2 separate regions of the Mus musculus genome follow, and region 2 is linked to region 1. A link is a contact called in ENCODE Hi-C or POLR2A ChIA-PET data. All regions are on one chromosome and are shown on one strand. Each heading gives the region's core, a stretch centred on a gene start or an enhancer-like site at or near the end of the contact. The rest is flanking DNA. Distances are from core to core; before and after follow the strand shown.

What was found. Hi-C counts contacts between places; a loop is a spot of excess contacts on that map. ChIA-PET counts read pairs that join two places held with the same protein, here RNA polymerase II (POLR2A).
Region 2: a map of heart shows a loop between it and region 1 (4-fold over the local background). The contact joins the enhancer-like site here to the promoter of Serpinb6b in region 1. A Hi-C loop is called at or near these places in 9 of 37 maps with a recorded cell type or tissue (Patski, T-helper 17 cell, gastrocnemius and 3 more). POLR2A ChIA-PET finds 5 or more read pairs at or near these places in 1 of 5 experiments (Patski).

The regions. Positions count from the first base shown.
Region 1 is chr13:32,961,594-32,966,776 of GRCm38, forward strand. It overlaps Serpinb6b (serine (or cysteine) peptidase inhibitor, clade B, member 6b), which reads left to right and starts at 3,668. Exons shown (of 7, transcript NM_011454.2): 1 at 3,668-3,950.
Region 2 is chr13:32,918,863-32,924,000 of GRCm38, forward strand. It overlaps a transcript of Serpinb1c not described here and the pseudogene Gm18311. Among named protein-coding and RNA genes, the nearest start is that of Serpinb1c, 23 kb to the left of the region's middle. Within about 2 kb of position 3,774, at least 1 of the 3 ENCODE cell types and tissues checked has a DNase peak (open chromatin) inside an H3K27ac peak, as active enhancers do; it is heart, where a contact is called at or near this core.

The sequences.
Region 1 (5,183 bases), core at 2,418-4,917:
CAGTGGCTGCTGGAAGTCTGGTCTATCTGCCCTTGCTCAATCTCCTGCCTCACCTTACACTTGAGAAAGACAAGAAGAAAAAAAAAAAGCCAGAGGACAAGCAAGATTATTTAAGAAGCAAGCACTGGACCCAACCAAAGACAGCAAGAATAAAAGATTCCAGTAAAGAGAAGTAAAATTGAAGTTATAGTCACACTAACAAAATTTGAATTTGTTGGCTCTGAGAGTGAGGGCTTTGCCATTCAGATGAATCAGGTTTAAATCTTGGCTGGTGTATATATAAGATAGAATGTGTGTGTATGGAGATGTATGTGTGTGTGCGCTATGTGAATGTGTACATGTGTATGAATGTGTGTGTGTGTATGTGTTGATACATGTCGGGATGACCTTCTTCCACATTGTATGAAGGTGTGTTTCTGTAGTTTCAGTTGTTAGTTGCAGGTAAGGCAGAGTTAACTGCTGGAAGTATTGTATTCTCTATGACTCATGACCTATAGGTAAATGCGTTTCCTTCCTCACCTGCCTAAAAGATGATTCTCTGAGAATCCCTTTCCCCTAACTGGACAGCCTTGTCTAGCCTTAATAAAGGGAAGTGCCCAGTCCTGCAACATGGTATGCTAAAGCAAAATGATATCTAAGGGAGGTAACGTGGAGCGTTGCATGAGGGGAGAAGAGGTGAGAGGGAGGGACTGGGAGGAGGGGAGGGAGGAGAAGCTGAGACCTGGAAGTAAAGTAAATAAACTAATTAATTACCGAAAGAAACGATGATCGTGTTAAAAAGCAAGCTTTGATGCTGAAGGTCACACAGTACTCAATGCCAAAGAGCAACCCAAGAAGATATATCTGGTGTTGTCCTGCTGCTGATTGGTTCAGACTGGAATGTGACTTTTAGAAGAATAAAGAGCTGGCAGCAGAGCTTAGGCAGAAGAACTGGTTGATAATTCCTGCAGCTGGAGAGAAGGCAGACACAGAGAGACACAGATAGACAGAAGGAAGACAAGGGAGACAGGAGAGAGCTGGGAAGTGAGAGTCACACAAAGAGACACAGTTGGCAGAGAAGTTCCTTTACTTTAGAGGCTAGCTCTGAGTCTGCCTTGGCAAAAGAGCAATGGCCTTAAGCTATATAGATGTCACTGTGTCCTAATTAAACCTCAAGCTGAATCCACTAATGGACCACAATAGATATGCATGTGTGTGCTGTATGTGAATGTATATGTGTGTGAATGATTGTATATGTGCGAAAGCACATTGTCTACAGTGTGTTGATTATAATTTCCTTGAAATTCTTCACACACTTTTCTCCCTCTTACTTAATTCCCTCACAGAGGCAGTCAACGGGATTGTGTAGTCAAGCTTTGTCAGTGTACCCTACTCCATATGTGAAACAGGGACTTCAAGTGGGTCTTTCCTTTACAAAACAGCAGTTGGGTCCATGTTAGATGAAAATACTAAAGTCAAATGCCTGTGTCATGTCTGTGCACATACATACCACATTGTTATCTGACCTTACTCTGGCCACCCCTACCTCTCTGGTCCATCATGTTGCAGGCCTGTAACCCCTGCACTTGGAAGATAGAGGCAGGTAGATCAGAGGCGCAAGGTCATAATCAGCTACAAAGCACATTTTAAATTCATCTAGCAATACTTGAGACTATCCTGAGCTCTATAAGTCTGTCTCAACTCATACACAGACAAAGACACGCCCCCTCACACACACACACATGGTGGTGGTGGTGGGGAGAGACAGAGAAAACAGAGAGGGAGATAGGTCTTAAAACCAAAAAACAAACAAACAAAAAAAAAAACAAAAAAAAAAACAAAAAACAAAAAAAACTAACCAACCAACCAACCAAAACATTCTGGGAAATAGACAAGAAAAGATATTCTCTTCTTAACTTTCTAAGAGATTGTAATATGGAAACCATTACTAACAATCATCAGGATCAACAATGGGGTAGTGTAATGGGAGACAGAGATTGAGGCTCAGTTCTTGGCACAGTATGAACATCATGTAATCTACAGCCAAAGAGCAGGCAGGTGATGGTAGGTTAAAAAAAAATACTAGGAGCAAACACTGCAAGTGACTGGCATTCTCACCCCTGCTGAAGACAAGCCAGGGTGATCAGATGCTGTCTGGGTGACATGGTTGCTGGTGGTCAGATATCAAGACTGATCAGGTATAGAAGAGGAAGAGTTTGGGTTGGCTAGCAGAAGAATTCTTGTAAAAGCCGGATTTTACATGTGTGCATGAGGGCTCGTGACTATCAACAGTGGAGGCAGAAAGTCAGAGTTTGAGGCCTGTATAGGCTATATAGTGAGACTTTATTTCAAAACAAGACAACAAAAATATGGATTTTTCTCAGGACGTACATACATAAGTTTGGCAAAAGACCCAGAAGACTGGCTGGAATTGGACTCTGCAGAGAATCGCCATCAGGTACCGTCCTTATGAGGATGGATTCCACAACTAACCAAACGTTCCGTGTATTTATCCTTTTAAGAATCTGGATTCACTCCAGGGTATTTTTCCATCTCAGGACTCATTTAATTGGAATGCACACACTGATACCCCAGCTGGATGACTCTGTGTGAATTAACATGGACGGGAGCTTAGCTGTATGCTAGTTATGACAACCCTTGAAATGGTTTAAAGTCAAAACATCTATCAAGATACACACAAAGGAATTCAGAGAAGCCAGAAAAGGAGATAAGAGAGAATTCTGTGCAATCTTTTTAGAGAGGTCACCCAAACATTTTAAAGTAACGACTTGTAGATCTGTGGTAGAGAACCGAAATAATGCTCCCTGTTGATGATAAACCGGAAGTTAGTTATACAGAAGAACCCTAATGTGCACAGGTACAGAGGCTATGTGCCCTGTAGTTTGAAAAAGGGTGGGCCAGAAGGATAAGCCAGAGCAATAAAGCTGCACTGGAAAGAATGCAGAGGCTAAATGAAGCATTCCTTTGTGTTTCTGTATGTCAAGAGTCACATCTCACAGCTGGTGTGGTGGCCTGGTCTGTTATGACACCTAGAAAGGCCAGTGTGGTGCTGAACATTCTATAAGGTGCTACAGCTTAGACACAGCCGAGACACACCTAACTCAAATGTCAGAAAGGTCAATGTTGGGGATCCTTGTCCTGGTGTGAGAGTGAAGAAGGCAGAAAAGAATCTGAGGTCTCCAGAGCTGACCAGTCTCTTAAACCTGGCCAGCATTCTCTCCACCGGGTCTTTTTGCTCGATAGGAGAGATGTGAGATGTTAGAGTTTTTCTGCCATTTATATAAAATGTCAGTACCTGAGGGCTGGGACAGTAGTGGAGTCTTGGACACAGTAATTACAAGGGAGGCTTCTGTGGTTTTCTGTGCATACTCGGCAAAAACTTGGACCCTGGTTATAACCCTGAAAGGAACTCCCAACATTTCTGTTTAATGCTGTCTCATTTATTCCCATTGAGAGTTAGCACATTTTAGTCATTGAGGCCATAACACTCATGTAGTGTGGAACACACCCTCCCACAGAGGGAGGAAGACAGGGAGAGAGGAGGAGGGGGAAAGAAGAGAAGAGGAAGAGGGGGGGGGGGGCGGGCGTTGCATGCCCCCTAGTGGACACCCTTCTAATTGCTTCATCCAAGCGGTTTGGTTAAATCCCTTGGTTTTCTGAAGTAGGTAGTCATAGCAAACAAACAGTGCTAGCGAGGATTCCTGATTTAACTAGACCAGTCTGCAGCTAGCTGCTGAACCCGACTGCAGGCAATGGTCAAAGTGCAGCGATCCTGCTTTTCCGTTTCTTTTCCTTTTCACCCGGACAGCCCACAGCCCCTCTGACACCTCCCCTGGGACTTCCTGACTCTGGGACCTCCCCACGCTGCGCCCTGCAGCTATTTGAGGCCAGAGCACAGGCTCTTCCTTCTCTAGATTCTGCTTGCTGACAGCCTGAACCTGGGGTTCCAGGTAAGCTCTGCTACGAGCTGGCTGAAGATGGTGGGGTAGGGTGCTGGGGTTGTGGGACCTGGATGGGAGGAGCTAACTTGGCGCATGGAATGGGCATGACATAAGAATCCTGCAGGGATTGGTACGAAGAGGTATCAAAACCAAGAGGGACCTAGTCTGTCCAGGGCGGCAGGCTTTGCCACCCTTGTGGCCTCTTATTGGCTGAGTGAGCCTGCGTCTTAGAGACGGGGTTGGGCTGTTCTCAGGGGGTTGCCCATACCCTTAGTGCCTTTAAGCTTGGATCAATACCCCAGGATTTGTCCAGTTTTGTCCTTTGTTTGTTTTTGTTGTTCTCTTGTTTGTTATTGTTTTATCACACTCGTGGCAATGGTGGTGGAATCCTGCAAGATTTGATGTCTGTGGGACATAGGCGAAGTTTTGATAAAGTTTGTGTGTCAGATGAAAGCTCAGGTTTTCCTCCCTTCCTTTGTTTTGTTGGTGGACCCTGAGCCTGTTCTTCTGCTTGCTCAGCCCCAGAGCCCCAGGCTTACTGTTCCTCCTTCTTACCTTGAATCCATTTTGAGAATCGGAAGTATGGAAATCTAGCATTCATGTGCTGTCAGGAAGCTAGATGAGGTTTGGCTCTTTTACACCGTTTTTAGGGTATGTGGGAAACAGCTGCTTGTGAGAGCATTGTACCTGAGGCTGCCCACTTCCTCGTGTGGTTTGTGTGTGGAGGGTCCGACTATCAAATAACATTTGTGTTAAGGTCCTGTGAGCCGTGCTGGGGCCCAGTAATGTGAATGTGGTTACAGGAAATGACTGCTGTTTGTGTTTGAGAACTACCCTGAGTATCTGTACCCACTATGGCTTCTGTTGTCACACAGAGAGGGTGTATGGTTCACACTTTGTTCCCTAAAGCATGTTCGCTTGGATCCCTGTGTCTTCTTCCATGGATTTCACACTTAGTCAACCAGACTCAGCAGATATAAACCAACAGCAGATAAAAACTACTTTGGAGAAGCTAGGTGTTCTGTAGGTAAGCCAGCATCCAAGAGACAGAGTCAGGAAGATAAGAGTGGGAGGTCAACCTGGATGACACAACGATGAGACTCCAATTCAAACGTGGCTAAACTGTTTTTCCTTTTCTGCTCTAAATAGTATGGTATAAAGGGTGGTTTATTTGGCATTTACATTGTATAGTGTAATGTAGGTTATTTATAGATGATTTGAAAAATACAGGGAGATGTAGAT
Region 2 (5,138 bases), core at 2,524-5,023, 43 kb before region 1:
AAAGAAGCCCACAGAATACCAAATAGATTGGACTAGAAAAGAAATTCCTCCCATCACATAATAATCAAAACACCAAATGTACTAAACAAAGAAAGAATTTTAAAAGCAGTAAGGGAAAAAGGTCAAGTAACATATAAGGGCAGACCTATTAGAATTATACCAGACTTCTCCCCAGAGACTATGAAAGCTAGAAGATCCTGGGCAGATGTCATACAGACCCTAAGAGAACACAAATTCCAACCCAGACTACTATACCCAGCAAAACTCTCAATTACCATAGGTGGAGAAACCAAGATATTCCATGAGAAATCCAAATTTACACAATATCTTTCCACAAACCAAACTCCAACACAAGGAGGTAAACTCCACCCTAGAAAAAGCAATAAAAAGACATAGGCTAACAGCCTGGAAGCATAAACAGGACCCAGAATTTTGCTGCATGCAGGAAACACACTTCAGTAAAAAAGACAGTTACTACCTCAAAGTAAAAGGCTGGAAAACAATTTTCCATTGTTATGTCTCCCATTTCATTTCTGATTTTTAAATTTTGAATACTTATTCTGTTTGTCAAATATTAACAGTTGAAAATATTAGAATCATGTTCTACATACATCATGGAAATATCGAATAAAATCGACTTTCAACCAAAAGTTTTCAAAAAAGATAAGGAAGGACACTTCATACTTGTCAAAGGAAAATCTACCAAAATGAACTCTCAATTCTGAACATCTATGCTCCAAATGCAAGGGCACCCACATTCATAAAAGAGACTTTACTAAAGCTCAAAGTACAAATTGCATCTCACACAATAAAAGTGGGAGACTTCAACTCTCCATCCTCATCAATGGTCAGATCATGGAAACAAAATCTAAACAGAGACACAGTGAAACTAACAGAATTTATGGACCAAATGGATTTAATTAATATCTATAGAACATTTTATTCTGAAACAAAAGAATATACCTTCTTCTCAGCACCTCATGCTACCTTCTCCAAAATTGACCATATAATTGGTCACAAAGCAGGCCTCAACAGATACAAGAAGATTGAAACAATCTCAAGCATCCTATCAGATCATCATGGACTAAGACTGATCTTCAATAACAACAAAAACAACAGAAAGCCCACATACACATGGAAGCTGAACAACGTCGTATTCAATGATAACTTCATCAAAGAAGAAATAAAGAAAGAAGTTAAAAACTTTTTAGAACAACCCGGAAGTCCTTCAACAGAGGAATGGATACAGAAAATGTGGTACATTTACACAACGGAGTACTACTCAACTATTAAAAGCAATGACTTCATGAAATTCACAAACAAATGGATGGATCTAGAAAATATCATCTTGAGTGAGGTAACACAGTCACAAAAGAACACACATGGTATGTACTCACTGATAAGTGGATATTAGTCCAAGAGCATGGGATATCCACAATACAACTCACAGACTCCATGAAGCTCAAGAGGAAGAAAATCCAAAGAGTGGATGCTTCAGTCCTACTTAGAAGGAGGAACACTATAATCAAGGGAAGTAGAGGGCAGGAGGAATTTGGGAGGAAGAGAGAAAAGGGAGCGAAAAGAGGGGCAGAATCAGGAGATGAGAGGAGATGGAGGAGATGTAGGTTAGGAAACTGAACAGAGGTGTGTAGCAGTGGGGGATGGGGAACTGGGAGTAACAACCAGAGAGTCCCAGATGCCAGGAAAGCAAGAGCCTCCCAGGAGCCCATGGGGATGACATTAGGTGAAATACTCCACAAAGGGAAGGGAGTACCTGTGGAGACCATATTCAGAGGTTAGGCATGGCCCCCGGTTGAGGGATAGGGTCACCCACCCCTCTCCAAAATTTTAATCCAGAATTGCTCCTGTCTAAATACAGAGACAAAGAGTGGAACAGAGACTGAAGGAAAGGCCATCTAGAGATTGCCCCACCTGGGGATTTGTCTTACATGTAGACACCAAACCCAGACACTATTGCTGATGCCACGAAGCCTGATGCAGCTGTCTCCTGAGAGGCTATGCCAGATTCTGACCAATATAGATGCAGATGCTCGCAACCAACCATCAGATTGAGTATGGGGACTCAAATCGAGGAGTTAGGGGAAGGACTTAAGGAGCTGAAGGGATCTTATCTGGCATCAATGGGAGGGGAGACTCTTGGTCCTGTGAAGGCTTGGTGCCCCAGTGTAGAGGAATGCTCTGGTGGTGTGGTGGGTGTGAGTGGGTGGGTGGGGCAGCAATCTCATAGAAGCACTGTAAGAGATGATGGGATGGAGATTTGCAGAGGGGAAATTGGGAAAGGAGATAACATTTGAAATGTAAATAAATAAAATACCTAATTTAAAAATATCTTCTGGAAAACAAACAAAACATTCATGGTTCACTAGGTTAGACTCTGGTAGAATATATCACTATGGGTTTCTCATCTTTGGTAAATAGTTGTTGTTGTTGTCTGTGTGTGTACATGTGTATGTGAGTACATTCACTTATACGCATGCATGAATGTCAGGGGAGAACATTGGGTATCTTCTTATAGTGTGCTGGCTTAAGGCTGCTTGTATTCTAATGCTAGTTTGGGGCCCCCAAGACTGGTGCCCCAGAGATGAGAGTCCACACTCATAATGGAGTTAATTAACTACTGCCAGTTAATTGTGATTGGTGAATAAATATGCTAATAGCTAATAGCTGTGCAGAAGAGACATAGGTGGGGTTCAGGTTTGGTGGCTTGGGATAAGCAAAGAGAGGCCACCATGGGATAGAAGATGTGCAGGAGAGAAGAAAGGGAGCTGCCGTTGGTTAGCTGAGCCATAAAAACATGCCACATGAGCTGACCAATTGCAGCTAAGAGCAGCCCAGATGAAACACAGTAAGTAATAACTGGGTTATGGATAAGAAGGTAGATTCTAACAGCATGGAGGGTAGGCAATTGACCAGTTTTGTGCTGCTTAGGCATATTTAAAAATATAAATGCTGTGTGTCTTTCATCCAGGAACATAAATAGTCTAAGAGGGTCAGAAACCCCATGCAAGGATAATTAATAATTCACTACATTTTCTGTCACTGTCTGACTTATCCCTTGAGAAAGAATTTCTTACTGAATCTATAGCTCAGCATTTTTAGACTAAGTAGTGGGCAAGACCCAACATTTTTTCGGTCTCTGTCCACCCAGGCAGCATTGGGTGGGCAGTTATGAGTGGCCACACCCAAGTCTTTTTACATAGGCGGTGAGTATTTGAACTTGGATATTGATGTTTGTGAAGCAAGCACTCTTATCCACTGAGCCATCTCTCCAACCCCATGACCATTTTTAAAAAATCAGCTGGTTTAATAAAGTGAAAAAAATGCCAACCACTGAGATATATTTTTAAATCTTATATCCATCAATTAAATTGTGCTGTTTCCAATGATAAGATTTAGAAACCATTGCTATGCAGTTTCTTTCATGAGGCATTCTTAATTTCACAGTGAAAGTATTTTCTGTGCAGTATGTCTTGGTACTGGGCTCCAGTGAGCATATGCCTTAGTCCCCCAAGTAACTGGTACTGTAGATGTACACCCCACTCCTAGGTGTTCATCTTTACAGTGTATCTGTCTCTGGGACTAGTAAGAATTTAGGTTTGAAGTTTTTTTCTGGTGTGGATGTATATGTGGTAGTGGAGAATGCTCGTTCATATAGAAGCCAATGGATATCTTCAAGCATTCCTCTATGGGAATTATTTATTGTTGTTGTTATTATCATTATCACTATTATTATTGACAAGGTCTCTCACTAGACTCATTATTTGGCTAGGCTGTTGGCTGCCAAGTCCCAGGGATCTGCTACCTGTCATTATCTCCTCAACACTGGGATTATAAGTATCACTGGCCCACCCTTTTATGTGTGTACTAATAATAGAACTTATGTTGTGCATGTTCTAAAAACAGATTGTTGACTAAGCTATCTGACCAGCCTCTAAATTCCTTTTAGAGACTAAAAATAAGTTCCACTCTCCCATCTCTAATTACAGGTTCTGCTTCCCTCAGATCATTGTTGGCTTGTGCCCTGTACTGGGTGACAGCTCACCCAGACACATACACTTTTACTCCCTAAGCTGTGAAGGGAGACACCCATTTCATTGTAAACCATGGAGGGAGGTGTGCACTTTGTTGTAAGTCACAGTGAAAAGAGAACAAAGAATATCCGCGTTTTATGATCAAGTTGATTTGATTTGTTACTAGCTAGTTAACTGGCACTATTTTATGCCTACTGGATCTATGTGTATGTTGCTTGATAACTGAGTGGAATGAGTCTCTCATTGTCTTGGCAAAGAATTCAGCCCACATCTTGAATATCACAAGAGGCTTTATACTGCATATCGGAGCTCTGATGTCTGAGGATATAACTGCAAGCACTTGATCCAGAATTTTGCAGCCGCCACTGTAGAGATGTCAGATCTCCTTGCATCACTGTTAGTGAGTTTAGTGAACCCTTGCCTCTCAGGAACATCTTCAGCTTTGAACTGAATGGGCTTCTGGTGAGTGCAAATGGGGCGTCAGGTTGATTTTGTAAATGTAATGAGATTCCATCTTCAAGCGTGTGCAGGTGTTCTTTCACAGAAACTATAATTGGAATCCCTTTGTCTGAAGCCATGTCATGTTCCTCAAAGAAAGCAGACAAGGTAGGAACCACGTACACTTTATTTTCATCTTTTTTACCCCGAAAGCTGAAGTTTCAGTTGGAATGGTCAGATCTTTTCAGAAAAATTGAGGCATACTGCATTTGGTACTCACCAAACTGATAAATGTACTTCCTTCAAGATGGCAAAGATGTTAACTGAGTGAGCTATTTTTTTTACAATTCATATTTATCTATGAAAAAATACTTTAATCTGTGCTCTTGCTCTCTGATTCAAAAACACTTTACGTTAATCACAAAGCTCAAAAATACATTTTAAAAATGTTTCCTCACCACACCATCTCACTTCAGTGAGAAATAGCAGAGGTTTGGTGGGCGCATCCAACTGGTTGTGTAGCTGCAAAAAAACAGTCAACGGTGCTCTCCTTTACAAAGCTGATGGAACCTACTATGTTTTACTTATGTCTTGTAACTCTTGTTACAGCATCTTCATTGTTAATACTTGACAATGAATCATATAGTG